2 separate regions of the Homo sapiens genome follow, and region 1 is linked to region 2. The links are chromatin contacts, found by Hi-C or POLR2A ChIA-PET in ENCODE. All regions are on one chromosome and are shown on one strand. Each heading gives the region's core, a stretch centred on a gene start or an enhancer-like site at or near the end of the contact. The rest is flanking DNA. Distances are from core to core; before and after follow the strand shown. Region 1 holds the start of PIAS4 (protein inhibitor of activated STAT 4). Region 2 holds the start of FAM174C (family with sequence similarity 174 member C).

Region 1 (6,597 bases), core at 3,756-6,255, 2.7 Mb before region 2:
CTCCCTCCTCCTCATCAAACTTTCCCCAGCATCGCCAACGCAGCAAAAGCGCCTCTGACTAGGCCCCCCCTTCTATTTTAGGTTCTCTTTCCCTGTCTTCAGCCTGAAAGCATCCCCAGGGCAGGAACTGACAATTGTGCTTTACTTGTAAACAGCCTCTGCCAGTGCCTTACCGGCAAACACCAAATGCCTCTCTGACCCTCAGTCTCTACGTCGGGAGGATAATGACATAAAGCACTGGCTGGGCGGGCGCTCAACCCATGTCAGCCACAGATATGTTTTCCCTTCGGTCTCGCCAACGGTAGCCACAGTTTACTTAGTACTAATCACCTGCCGGGAACCAAGCCGGTCATGTGATTATATATTTAACTCTGATCCTTAAAACACCCCTGCTAGGCTGGTGTGTGAGCTCTGTCACAAATGAGGAACTGTCGGCTCAGAGGTGGCAGCGCCAAGATTCGAACCCAGGCCTGGCTCTGAAGCCAGGGGCGGTTCTTGCTGCCACACTACCCTCTGGATGTCAACACAGGGCTGGGCCTGTGGGGGCCTCCGAAACATCTGCTGATCATCCCAGGCAGGGTTTCTCCTCCTTGGCCCTGTGGACACTGGGGCCATCCTGGGCTCTGTGTGGTGCTAAATACCCACAGCTCACGACAACCAAACACACCTCCACACCCCACACACCTCCACACCCCACACACCTCCACACCCCACACACCTCCACACCCCACACACCTCCACACCCCACACACCTCCACACCCCACACACCTCCACACCCCACACACCTCCACACCCCACACACCTCCACACCCCACACACCTCCACACCCCACACACCTCCACACCCCCCACACCTCCACACCCCACAGCTCCACACCAAACACACCTCCACACCCCACACACCTCCACACCCCACACACCTCCACACCCCACACACCTCCACACCCCACACACCTCCACACCCCACACACCTCCACACCCCACACACCTCCACACCCCACACACCTCCACACCCCACACACCTCCACACCCCACACACCTCCACACCCCACACACCTCCACACCCCCCACACCTCCACACCAAACACACCTCCACACCAAACACACCTCCACACGTTGCCCTGAGTCCCTGGGGGACCGGTCCAAGGGGAAGATAGCAGCCACAGGGGCTGTTGCAGGACCTGGGTCAAAGCGACAAATGAGGCTTGGCAGGACCTGGCCCTCATCGCCTGGCCGGGCCTCTCCAGCGAAATAAAAACCAAACAGCAGAGCCCAGCTGACCCTGGTGTTTGAGGTGGGGTAGACTGGCAGTGGCCTGACCTCCATGAGGGGTAGGACCCTGAAGGGGAAGGAAGGCTCCTCAACAGGCTGCAGAAGCCAGGTGTCCTCGAGGGATGGGCTGGCAGGGTTTCAGGGCCACCCACCCTTAGCCCTGAAGCTGGCCTGGGATGAATGAGATGTGGTGGGAAACAGTAGCTTCCAGGAGGAATGGGGAGAAAGCTCAAGCGTCAAGGGTGTTAAGGAAAGCTGGCGGGTACCCGAAGAAACCAATAAACCATTCAAACTCCACTCGAAAGACCCTGAGGGTCGAAGCCAGAGGCAGTCCCAGTGGGGTATGTAAACTGCAGCCTCCGTGCCAGGAGGCGCTGAGGTTTCCGGCTCCTGGCTGCCCCAGGGTGAGACCAGGAGCCTAGCCGCACATTTCAGCACCAAAGCTGCAGCAGCCGGGGCCCACTGTCGGGTCCTCATCTGTCAGCTCTGATTTCTTCCAGCTGTATCGGGCCAGGGTCCTGTTGGAGACGGAGAGGCTGTCCAGGCTCAAAATGACAGGGACACACGTGCAGGCGGCCCAGCCCTGCCCAAAGAGCCTCGGGAGAAGCCTCTTCCCATATCAGGGCTGCGGGGCCCCGTGACTGTAAAGAATCGGGATGCCAGCGTCTTGCTCCCTACCAGGCACCAGCAAGGCCTGTGTCGCTAATTTCACAATGAGGACACCCATCGTGTAGGTGAGGAAACCGAGGCTCACAGAGGGAAGAGGCTGGCCCAGAGCCTCCCTAGTACATGCGTGGGACTGGCATCGGCCCCTCGGCCTCTGGCCTCCCAAGGGTGTTCCCGTCTGCTGCCCGGGGGACCCTCACTCACCAGCACACTGGCTATGGGGACCTGCATGGTCTGCTGGGCCTGAGAGTCAGGGATGCTTTGAAAACAAAAATGCCTCATCTCCCTTGGCCTGACTTCCTACCTTGTGCAGAAAACAAAAAGGCTTGCAGACAAGATGTTTCTTCTGGAAGTGGCCCAAAGCCTTAGCAGGGAGAGACGATGTCATGTGGACACTTCACACTGGCAGACTGGCCGAAGGCAGGTGGGCTGGGGAACCTGCTGACATCCTCGCACCCCGGGAGCCCCTGCCCCACCCAGGCTGGACAGTGGAGCCGCAGCTCCCGCTTCCCGGAGCACACCCCTTAGGTGGCCATATGTTCACGACTCAGATTTCCCAGCAGCTGCCACCTCGGAGGAGCCTGCCCTTGACACTGGAGGGAGTGCGGGGGGGACAAGCATTCAGGAAGAAGCCCCAAATGCCCCAAGATCACTTCCTGCCCTGGCTTCAAGCTGACCTGCTTGCCGTCAGAGCTGTGTTTATAAACAGTGCCAGGCCCCGGCAGCTTCCAGAGTTTCAACTCCAGGCTTGCCTGGAAGTCGCATGGGGAGACATCAGCCGAGACACAGCAGCTGCGCTGAACCTTTCCTCCAGCATAGGCCCCTCAGAGCACCGGGGGTAGCTCAGGAAGGCGCCTCTCTCCAGGAAAGCGGAGATCTGTGCGAAACGCTGTGGACTATTTCAGGGAGCTCACAGACACCCCTGCCCCAAACCCGCCTGCAGGCCTCAAGCTGAGAGTCTCAGATTTCAAAGTTCACCAACAAACCCCCAACATTCGCCCCTCCGAGCAGTCTGTGATGCACCCCAAAAGACAGAATCTGCAGCCATGAATATGACAGGCTGGGGAAGGCCCCTGTAAAGAAGGGGATGTTTCAATGACATTTAAGGTACTTGGAGAGGTAGCAACAGACTCAAGGAGAAAGAAGGTTCCCCAGGGTCCAGGCCCCCTTGAATGGAGGCTCACGGTTTAGAGAACCTGAAAGAAGGGTCAACTTGATTTAATTGGGGTGGGGGGGGGCCCAGCCACCAGAGGGTTAAGGAAAGTTCATCAGATCATATTTCAAGGCCTGGATGGTACAAAAGAGTGCAGACCCTGCCCTCAGCCAGGGTGGGGGTTGGGGTCCAGGGTCACAGCTCCAAGCCCCGAAACGGGAGGTTACATTTCAGGACTCCAGGACACTTCAAGCCCAGAGCCTGCCACTTTGGGTTTACAGAGTTCAGGCCTCCACATCTCCAGGGCGAGTCTCCACTTTTCAAAACTCTAGAGAGGAGCAGAAGTGTGCGCAGGGGTGTAGGGTTGGGAGGCGAAGAGAGGTATATGCTATAATCACAGAGCCCTGAGTGCTGTGTTTTCAGATCCCAGGGGGTAATGTGAGAGGACCGAGAAGAAGATACGTACAGGTCAGGACCGTGGGGAGGGAAGATGTGAAAGGGGATGGGGGAGGGAGAGGTCCCCTAACCTCCCCGGAAGCCGTGGCCTTGCGGGCACTTCTAAGGGTTTTAGACCCTCAGCTCTAGGTAGGCACCTACAAGAAGGTACATCCCCTGGAATGGGGATACTCTGAGCTCAATCCCAGGATGATTAAAAGTGGTTCCAAGCTAGGAGATGGTATCTATGGGACATGGGACCTGGACAGGACCCAAAGTATAATAGAGCAGCAGCAACAGTTGTTCTAAAGAGGCCAGCCTTGGACCCAGTGGGGACCCTCCAGAGATCAACAAAAGAGAATAGGCAGAAAGAGAGGGGACCTTAGAAACCAAAGTTGGGGTGCATAAAAGTTCTGGGGGCTGTGTAGGGGGAGGGTGGGTGTCTGACCTAAGAAGTAGACTCGCTCAAGAGCAGAAAATAGGAGAAGCAGCCAAGGTTTGAGGACAGTATCTGATGCTGCACAGGTGAGGTTTAGAGCCCCCTGAAGCAGAATCAGTAGCCTCAGATTCTGTCCCGAGAGGAACGAGGTAGGACCAAAGCACAGTCCAGGATTTAAGATTAAAAAAAGGAGAATAAAGAAGGTCTGTGACCAAGAAGAGTGGTCCGAACTCCATCCTATGGGGAGGGAAAGGGAGGGCCCAGCCTTCCCCCAAGCGCCCACTCCGGCGTGTGAGAGACGGTGTCGGGAAGGGGGCGGGGTTCTGGGACCAATGCAGGAGCTGAAGAGGGGCTCAAGACCGAGCCTGAACTCCAGACCCCAAGAGGACGTGCCGTGTCTTGGGGGTGGTCTCAGGGCCCTGACTCCTCCACCTGGACGGTGGCAGGACACTATCCAGGACTCGGGGGACCCTTCCGAGCAGGAGACTCGCAAACCCCAGCCTGGCCTGTTGGGCGGGGACGAGACCCAGATAGCAGTCCTGGGAGCCCTGTGGGCGGGGAGGCGCAGACACTCCCCCCAACACACCAGCCAAAAAGCAAGGACCCCGGCTCGGAACCAAGAGGGCAACGAGTAGCTCAACACGTCCCGCATCCCGGCGGGACGGTGCCTCAACCGGGAGGCGCGGCCCTGGCCTGGCGCTCAGGGACCGGGACCCTAAGGGCTCGGGCTGGGTGGGGGGACCCTGCCTGAAGCCGGGGGAGCGACCCCCGGCGCGAAGACCTGGGTGAGGCAGGAGGGCCCCGCCCCCGGCCTCCCCGCCCCCCGCCCTCACCCTGAGACCGGGGGTCGGGGTCTGGGGGCCGGGACGGCGAGCCGCGGGCCGGCCGCGCTGTGGGGCCCCGGACAGAAGGCGCAGACCTCGACCTGCGGCCCGGCCCCCGCCCTCTCGCCCACTTGCCCCGGCCGGCGCCGCCACCGCTCACTCACTTTGGCCTCCACCAGCTCCGCCGCCATCTTGGTCACCAGCGTCCCCCGCGCCGGGAGCCCCCAGCCGTCGCGTCACGTGACCGCTCACCACTCGCGGGCGGGGCCGCCGCCCGGGCCAATTAGCACCCGCGCGCGCTCCTCCCGCCGCCGGTGCGCGCTGCTGCCTCCTGCGCAGGCGCGCGCGGCCACCGCCCGGGCCTCCGGCCAATCAGGTCCGTCCTACACCAGCGCCCCCCCCCCCGCTCGCGGCGACCACGCCTACCCCGGCGGCGCCTGACTCCTTAAAGTGGTACTAGCCCTGCGCAGGTGGGGACGGGTGCTCGGTTTCCTCTAGGGAGGGAAGGCGAGAGGGGGCGGTGGCAGCGACAACAATGCAGCTAGGTGCCGTGGCTTCCTGCGCGCGGCGGCCGCCAGGTGCGTCTCCAGACTCCCGGCGGCGTCGGGCAGGGGATGGTTGCTCCGCCGCAACGGCCGCCAGTGCGTACAGTGAGGCGCCTTGCAGCGCAGCGCGGTGCAGGCTCCACGGGCCCAGACACCCCGCGCGCTGCACATCCGGGTCCTGGTGTGCAGATGGGGCGTGGGCTCGGCAACCAGCTGGCTGGGGGCGCCCGGCGGAGAAAAGCGGGACCCCTGCTCCCAAATTCCTTGGAGATCGTACAGCCCTCACCTCTTTGCAGGCGCCCCCCCCATCCTGCCTCCCCACCCATGGGAAACCTTGGATCTGCACCAGTTGGGACCTCTTCTCCAAAGCGCTCCTTGGCTTTGGAGCTAAGTGGCTTCGTGCCCGTAGAAGTGGATTTCAAACTTCAATAATCAAGTATTTTAGTGCAATTTATTTTTTATTTTTATTTTTGTAGAGACGAGGATCTCATTATGTTATCCAGGGTGGTCTCGAATGTCTGGGCTTAAATGATCCTTCTGTCTGGGCCTCCCACAGTGCTGGGATTACAGGCGCGAGTCACCACACCTGGCTAGTCCAACACTTTAAACATAAAAAAATCAGTGCAAAAGAGTCCATGATGGATGAAATACCAAATTGTTATTTATTTATTTATTTTCGAGACGGAGTTTTACTCTTGTTGCCCAGGCTGGAGTGCAATGGCGCGATCTCAGCTCACTGCAACCTCCATCTCCCGGGTTCAAGGGATTCTCCTGCCTCAGCCTCCCAAGTAGGTGGGATTACAGGCGACTGCCACCACGCCCAGCTAATTTTTTTTTTGGCCAGGCTTTTCTGCAACCCCTGACCTCAAGTGATCTGCCCGCTTCAACCTCCCAAAGTACTAGGATTACAGGCATGAGCCATCATGCCCAGCCTTTTTTTTTTTTTTTTTTGAGAGCCTTGCTGTGTTGCCCAGGCTGGAGTGCAATGGAGCGATCTCCACTCACTGCAACCTCTGCCTCCTGGGTTCAAGCGATTCCCCTGCCTCAGCCTCCCGAGTAGCTGGGATTACAGGTATGCACCACCATACCCAGCTAATTTTTTTTTTTTTAGACGGAGTCTTGCTTTGTCACCAGGCTGGAGTGCAGTGGCGCCAGGCTGGAGTGCAGTGGCGCAATTTCGGCTCAGTGCATCCTCTGCCTCCCGGGTTCAAGTGATTCTCCTGCCTCAGCCTCCCGAGTAGCTGGGACTACAGGTGGGCACCA
Region 2 (6,781 bases), core at 2,190-4,689:
GGTGCAGGTGGCAACAGGTCGGCGGGCTGTGCAGGTTCCAAAAGGAGCTCTCGGGTTGGCACTGGGTGAGACCAGCCCCGGGGCCAGCAGGGGAATGAGCGGTGGAGCAGGGGGTTGCTGGGCACTGGGGTGGGCCCCATCTCCTGTCCTTCCCTCATGGCTGCTGGAAGGGCCGCCTCCCTGGCTCAGCATCTGAAAGCAGGGGGTCAAGGGTGAGAGGGAAGGAGTGAAGGGCCCGCCCTGCCGGGCAGAGGCTCACCCAGGTCAGGCAGGGGCAGGCAGCCTGTCCAGGCCCCTCGGTCTACCAGGGCCCAGCCTCCCCCCACTGGCCTCCCTCCCCGGCCTCCTGGGCCCTGTGCAACTGCCCACTCCGGGGGAAGGGGCCCCCAGCCAGGAGGTAGAAGAAACCTGGGAGGGGTTCCCAGAATGGAGTCAGAGCATGCGGAGGGATCCCAGTGCCTCCCTCCCTGGGGGCTCAAAAAGTCAGAGCTGTCCCCAGAGGCCGCCCAGTCTCCTGGTCTCCCAGCCTCCATGCCTGCCACCCCCCAACAGGCCAAGGTCCCCCCAGCAGCCACACTGCAGCGCAACATACCCATCATTCCCTGCCCAGAACCCTGCTAACCCCTGACAGCTGCCTCGATGCCCAGGCCTACCCCAGTCCCGCCCGGCATCTGCGCAGCCCGGCCGCTCCCTGCTGTTCCCTCGGCCTGAGACACTCTTCCAGAAGCCAGCCCCATTACACCAGGGAGAGGCCCTCCCTGACCCCGCCCGCTCAGAAGCATCCTGCAGTCAGTTCTCCACCTGACTTAGACCTCATCCCTCAGGGAGGGGCCCAGATGGAGCAACCACTACCCTAAGCCCTGCAGCCGCTTTCCTGCCTTAAAAAAGCAAGAAGGCTGACCACGGTGGCTCACACCTGTAATCCCAGCACTTTGGGAGGCCGAAGCGGGCAGATCACCTGAGGTCAGGAGTTCGAGGCCAGCCTGGCCAACATGGTGAAACCCTGTCTCTACTAAAACTACAAAAATTAGCCGGGTGTAGTGGTGAGCACCTTTAATCCCAGCTACTCAGGAGGCTGCGATGGGAGAAATGCTTGAACCTGGGAGGTGGAGGTTGCAGTGAGCAGAGATCGTGCCATTGCACTCCAGCCTGGGCAACAAGAGCGAAACTCCATCTCAAAACAAAACAAAACTTAGGTCAGGTGCGGTGGCTCACACCTGTAATCCCAGCTCTTTGGGAAGCCCAGGCAGATGGATCACCTGAGGTAAGGAGCTGGAACCCAGCCTGGCCAACATGGTGAAACCCCATCTCTATCTACTAAATACAAAAAATTAGCGAGGCGTGGTGGCGGGTGCCTGTAATCCCAGCTACTCGGGAGGCTGTGGCAGGAAAATCGCCTCAATCCCGGAGGCGGAGGTTGCAGTGAGTTGGGATCGCGCCACTCCACCTCAAAAATAAATAAATGACAAACATTTAAGTTTAAAAAAAAAAAGTTGTAAATGGAGGCTGGGAGAAGGGATGAGCCCTGCCCAGTGGGGCCATGGCCTGACTACCGCTGTCAGCTGTGATTGCAGGGACCACTCCATGGCTTGGCCAAGTCCCCAGGGTCCTGCTGAGTCTCCAGCCCAGCCTGCCCACCGAGGCCCCAGAGCTGGGGAAGGGTGCACACCATCTCAGATTCCGGGACTCAAACACCGTCTCCTCGTCGCTGTCCAGCGAGGCCATCTCCGTGGGGTCCTCAGTGTTGGCGAGGAGGCCGTATCGCCTCCGCTGAGGCTTCTTCAACCTGGAAGTAGGTCCAGGCATAGTCAGTGGCCCCTCCCCGCCAACCCTGCCTCCTCCTTCCCTCAGGACTCTCATTGCCGTCCTCTACTGGAGCCCCGAGCCCTGCTGCAGACCTCCCTGGTTTTGCTGTGCCTGCTTCTTTCATGTCCTAATCGCCAAGTGATTACCATTCACTCCCATGGCGATGACAGTAAGAAGACATGTGCCCTACCAGGCCCTCCCATCTCCCCTGCGCCAGGACCCCAGGAGAGGCACGCTGATGTCACTCCCATTGCACTGATGAAAAGACTGAGGCTCACACAGGGGTGAGACTTTGCCAAAGACAACAGAATGGAAGCCTGTCTCAGGGCCAAGCCCCTGGTGGCCCCAGCAGCCCGGGAGGCAGGGAGGGCGCGGCATACAGGCAGGGGAGAGCGCGCAGCAGGTGCTTCCACAGGAAGAGGTGTGGAGCACAGGGGAGGCTCTGCACAGGGCCCATAAAAAGCAGCATGGCGGAGTGCAGGTGCTCACATCTATAATGCCAGCACTTTGGGAGGCCAACGAAAAAGGATCACTTGAGCCCAGGAGTTCAGACCAGCGCGGGTAACATGGCGAGACCCCATCGCTACAATAAAAACTTATAAAAAATAAAAAGCGGCTTGACTTTGCCAGGGTGGTGATGGGGAGGGATAAGGTCCTCGCTGTGTCTCTCCCACCCGGGAGAAGCAGCCACACTGGGTAGTCAGGAGCCCAGAGGAGACTGGAGCCACAGGCCAGGGAAGCCGGGGTGGCCTGAACACGCAGAAGCCCCTCCTGCCCAGGGGCTGCCTACAGCTGGAGACCCCCGCGAGGGTCTGGGGACGCAGCTGCACCTCCCGGGCTGTGGGAGCACCCAAGGCGGGCACGTGGCCGACCCTGGCGACGAACCAGCTTCAGTGGGTAGAAGCAGAAAGGAAAATATCGGGACCCCACGGAAAGGCCTGGCGGCAGGCGGGAAGATGAGAACGAGGACGGGCATCCGGCGACAAGGAGCCAAGGAGGCCCCCTCGCCCCGCCAGGGCCTGACCCCTGCCCGGCATGCTCCGGCTTCAGTGGCCCCACCTGGGAAACGGGCAGCGTCACCCCCGAGTTAAGAGGCGGCGCGCTGGGCACCTCCAACCCCAGGCGCAGGCTGGAGAGCGGGTGAGTCCCGTGGCCCCTGCACCGCCCACACCACGTGACGACCCCGCACAGCACCGCCCACGCCCACTCCAACAGGGAGAGAGGGAGGGAGGGAGGGAGGGAGGGGAGGACCCCGCGGCCCGGCACGTGACGCACTAGGCGCGCGCTAATTGGCCAAGGCTGAGAGACGGCGCCCACGTGCGCCTGACGCACCTAAACGCCCGGATCAGGAAGTAGAGCGCGGTCAGGCCGCAGAAGCCCAGGATCACGTAGAAGGAGCGCGTCAGCGCCGAGCCCGACGCCCCCGGCGGACGCGTGTGCGTGCTGTTGTGTGGCGCGCCCGGCTGGCTCCCGTTCGTCACGGCCGGCGGCGGCGACAACGTGACCTGCGCGGGGCGCAGCGGCGAGGCCTCTTCGGCACCGCACGGCAGCGCCGCCAGCAGCAGCGCCAGCAGGAGCAGCAGCAGCGGCGGCTGCAGCACGCGCGGCCCCATGGCCCGGCGGAAGCGGTGGCGGCGCCCCGCCCCTATGCGCGCTGTCAGTCAGGCGCGCGGAGGTGATGCCAGCCAATGGGGCGCGGAGGCGGAGCTTGACGCCGGGCCCCGCCTCCGCCTGGTGAGCCCCGGCGCTACCCACAGTGCCCCGCGCGCCCGCCGCGGAACTTGCTTCGTCGAACCGCTCCAAGGGATCAGGACGGAGGCCCGGAGCCCGCCCGTGGGAGTCCCGGCAAGGCGCAGCCGGCAGAGCCCAGAACTGCCAGCCCAGCGTGGGGGGTCGCGGCTTCCGAGGAAATCGGGCTGGCAGCGGGGAGACGGGGCGGACCCCGACTTCAGGACCTCGGGCCGCTCATTCCCACCCACTTCGGGGCGACCCCCGCCACTCCTGCCCCGGCCTCACGGACACTGAGAACGCGTCGGCCACGTCCAGGGCCCAGGAAGGTGGCGCCCCGCTCCCAAGCCTGCTACAGGGAACCCGGGACTCGGCCCAAGACGGGGCCTGACAGCGGCTGCGCGGCCGCCGCTCCCTCGAAGCCGAGTGCGCCTCAGATCCCGCGAGACTGGAGTCTCCGCGCTGCGAACCCCCTCAGTGGCGAGCCCCCCGCGGTCACTGCTCGGACAATGACCCTTGCAGTCTTCCCTGTCGGGTCCTACTCGTGCGCTGAACCGAGGTCCGCAGGCTTTTCTTCCAGTGGCCCCGCTCCGCCGACAGACCCCCCTGAACCACAGACTCGGCTTTCTGGGTGCACACGTGGCCCTTTATTCGAATCCGACTTTCACAGGGCTCCACATCGTTGTGGGCAAGGACTGGCCGCCCCGTAAGCTGCCGGCGCACCGCAGCCCGTGCTCCAGGAGAGACTCGAGGCCCTGAGCCCGCACCTCACTGGCGAAGCGCCTCCTGGAAGGAGGAGGAAGGGAGGGAGAACAGGCGCGGGCTCCAGGCGGGGGACCCGGCGCTCCCGGGAGGCGCTGCCCTGCACCCAACACACACCGAAAGGCGCCCGCCATGGGGCCATAGGTGCGGGAGAGCAGGACTCACTGAAACGCCCAGGTGCCGCCCGGGACAGGGCTCAGCGCCACATGCCACTCTTCCCGAAAGCACTTACAGGGGACAAGCCTCCTGGGCAAGCGGCTGCCTCCAGCTCTTGTTCCAGGTGAAGTCCCTCCTGGGACAGTGACCCCAGAGGTCATCGCTGCTCTCAGGCCACCCTTCCCCGAGTCCTGGCCGGGCCCCTTCAACCTGCCAAAGCAAAGCAGCGTTACTCCCAACGTCCTCCACAGGGCTCACAGCTGCCCCTCCCGGCCTCCCCGGAAACAGCCACAGCCCCTAGGAAGGTCTCAGGCTAGTCAGGGGGCTGTGACCTCAGGCTCCGTCACAGGCCAGCATGCCCAGGGCGGGTCTGCACCTTGGCGCAGCTGGAGCCAGCTACCCGTATGGGATGGAGCTATGTGGGCCAGTGTGGGCTCTAGAAAAAAACTAATGGCGGCAACAGACATCAGAGAAAGCTAAGTTAAGAGTGTGACTTAAAGAGGTCTGGAAAAGACGGTCAATTGAGCAAAAAATCCAAAAGGCGGGGGCGTTCACTGGTCTTCAATCCTGCTTAAGGGATTTCATCTATGAGCCAGGCATGACTGGGCCCAGGCTGCACCTGGCTGCACGTGGGGAGCGTAATGGCTGGGCCTGACTTTAGTTCCAGCTTAATTGAAAAAAACAAAAACAAAGTTAAAAAAAAAAGGAAAAACAAAAAACAGTCACAGGAACATTCCCCGGGCACATGACTTTCAGTGAGCTCTCAACAAGAGGGATGTGGACACGAGCGGAAGGAGTTACCTCGAATTACAGGGCTATTTCCACATATGAGCTAGCCAAGGGAGCAGCTTGCGTCTCAGAGGGTTCTGTTGGGCGCACAACACTTCTGTCCTCCGAGGGCTGCAGCTTCCATAGGCTAGCAGAGAATGCTCAGAACTCGTGAAGCAACAGCAGAACTAGCTAACCGGCTGGCCGTCTGAGGTCGCCCTGGGATGCCACGTGCCTCTGCTCTCTGGCCTGCTTCTAGACTGAGGCAGTCCAGGTCAGCGTCAGGTGCACGTCCACTGTCCCTGCTAAGCTGCCCGCACAGTCCAGCCCTCTGGCCACCACTGCCAGAAGCCTCCCAGGGCTGCCCTGAGGCCTGAGCTGCCCGCTCCCGTCCCCCGCCTGGCTCCCCTACCCTGACCAGCGCCAGTCTGCTGGGCCTCCCTTTCTAGCTCTGCAGGCCCCAGGGAAGGCTTGCAGACCCGCTGCTTCTCCACCTTCTCTCTCTGCTCAGGTCTGGCTGCAGGAGCCCGCAGCAAGGAGTGTGTGGTGCAATGCAAGGGAATTGTCAGAGCAAGGTTCATTTCACACGGTCTTTTAATCGGCTTCGTAAAGCCAAAGAAAACTGCGTACAAGAATTCCTCAGCCACTGCAAATACAACATCGATGGAGTATGCGTACGTCTTCCAGTAAAAAAGGACAATATAAATAAACATCTTCAAGAACCTCTCAGGGACGTCTGCACGTCTACTGTGGGGCGCACAGCACAGATGGACGCAGGGGCTGGGGCTCCAGGGCAGTTGCTGCCACACCCGCCGGGGTCCTACCACACTACACTCAGAAACGTCACACGGAGTTGGAAAAAAGCCACAGCTTGCTCAGCTTCCGACAAAGAGCGGATTCACAGTCCGTTCGATCTCAGAGAAGTGAGTGGGGCACCCACTTCATGGGGCCAACCCCACTAAAAAAAAAAAGGCAACGCAACCAAAAACTAAAACAAAAACCAAAAACCCACACAACCCCCGATTTTTTTGAAAACTCATGGCTCGTGGTCAAAAAAGTAAATGCTTTTCAAAATGTTTTGAAAACCCTCAAAAAAAAACAGCACTTCCTTAAAAAGAAAAGTCTAGTAACGAGGCCATCCCGGCGTCAGAAGCGGTCAGGCTGGGTTTGACAAGATCAGAACCGAAATGACTACGAAAGTGGGAATACAAGGAGGTGCATTTACTACACATTAACGTTCAGCGAAGCTCCCACAATCTTTAAACACACAGCCATTGGAAGGACGATCTTGAGCAGGAAGGGTTTTTACTCGTTGTGTGTAGCTGAGGACAAGAAGCAGGCACAGTGTAAAGGCACCGAAGCAACAAGAGGCAGCTTCACCCCAGAGGCCAGACCAGGGCGCGGCCTGCGGCCGGGGAGCAACCACCCCCCACAGCCGAGGGAGGCTGGCCTGCGGCCACACATGCACCTAGCTGACTGCCCAGCGGGCCCTCGCTCTCCCTTGCCTTTTTGGTCAGTCTCATTTGGCTTTTGCGTCCTGCGATAGAAATGGCTCTGAGAG

What was found. A loop is a pair of places that touch in the nucleus more often than their neighbours do. ChIA-PET counts read pairs that join two places held with the same protein, here RNA polymerase II (POLR2A). Pooled maps may share reads with other maps.
Region 1: a loop to region 2 is called in a pooled map, with 8 times the contacts of the local background. The contact joins the promoter of PIAS4 here to the promoter of FAM174C in region 2. A Hi-C loop is called at or near these places in 1 of 50 pooled maps. POLR2A ChIA-PET finds 5 or more read pairs at or near these places in 2 of 52 experiments (CD4-positive, alpha-beta T cell and WTC11).

What each region holds. Positions count from the first base shown.
Region 1 is chr19:4,006,144-4,012,740 of GRCh38, reverse strand. It overlaps PIAS4 (protein inhibitor of activated STAT 4), which reads right to left and starts at 5,005. Exons shown (of 11, transcript NM_015897.4): 1 at 4,954-5,005. The coding sequence starts at 4,980. RefSeq lists silencers at 4,852-4,911, 4,942-5,241 and enhancers at 4,197-5,087, 5,442-5,571, 5,088-5,979.
Region 2 is chr19:1,272,188-1,278,968 of GRCh38, reverse strand. It overlaps FAM174C (family with sequence similarity 174 member C), which reads right to left and starts at 3,439. Exons shown (of 3, transcript NM_017914.4): 1 at 3,139-3,439; 2 at 1,670-1,786; 3 at 1-192. The coding sequence starts at 3,419. The coding sequence ends at 192. CIRBP (cold inducible RNA binding protein) reads right to left here. Exons shown (of 6, transcript NM_001300829.2): 6 at 4,159-6,781. The coding sequence ends at 6,526. RefSeq lists an enhancer at 2,330-2,409 and silencers at 2,970-3,039, 3,370-3,739, 3,750-3,809, 3,708-3,932, 5,299-5,482.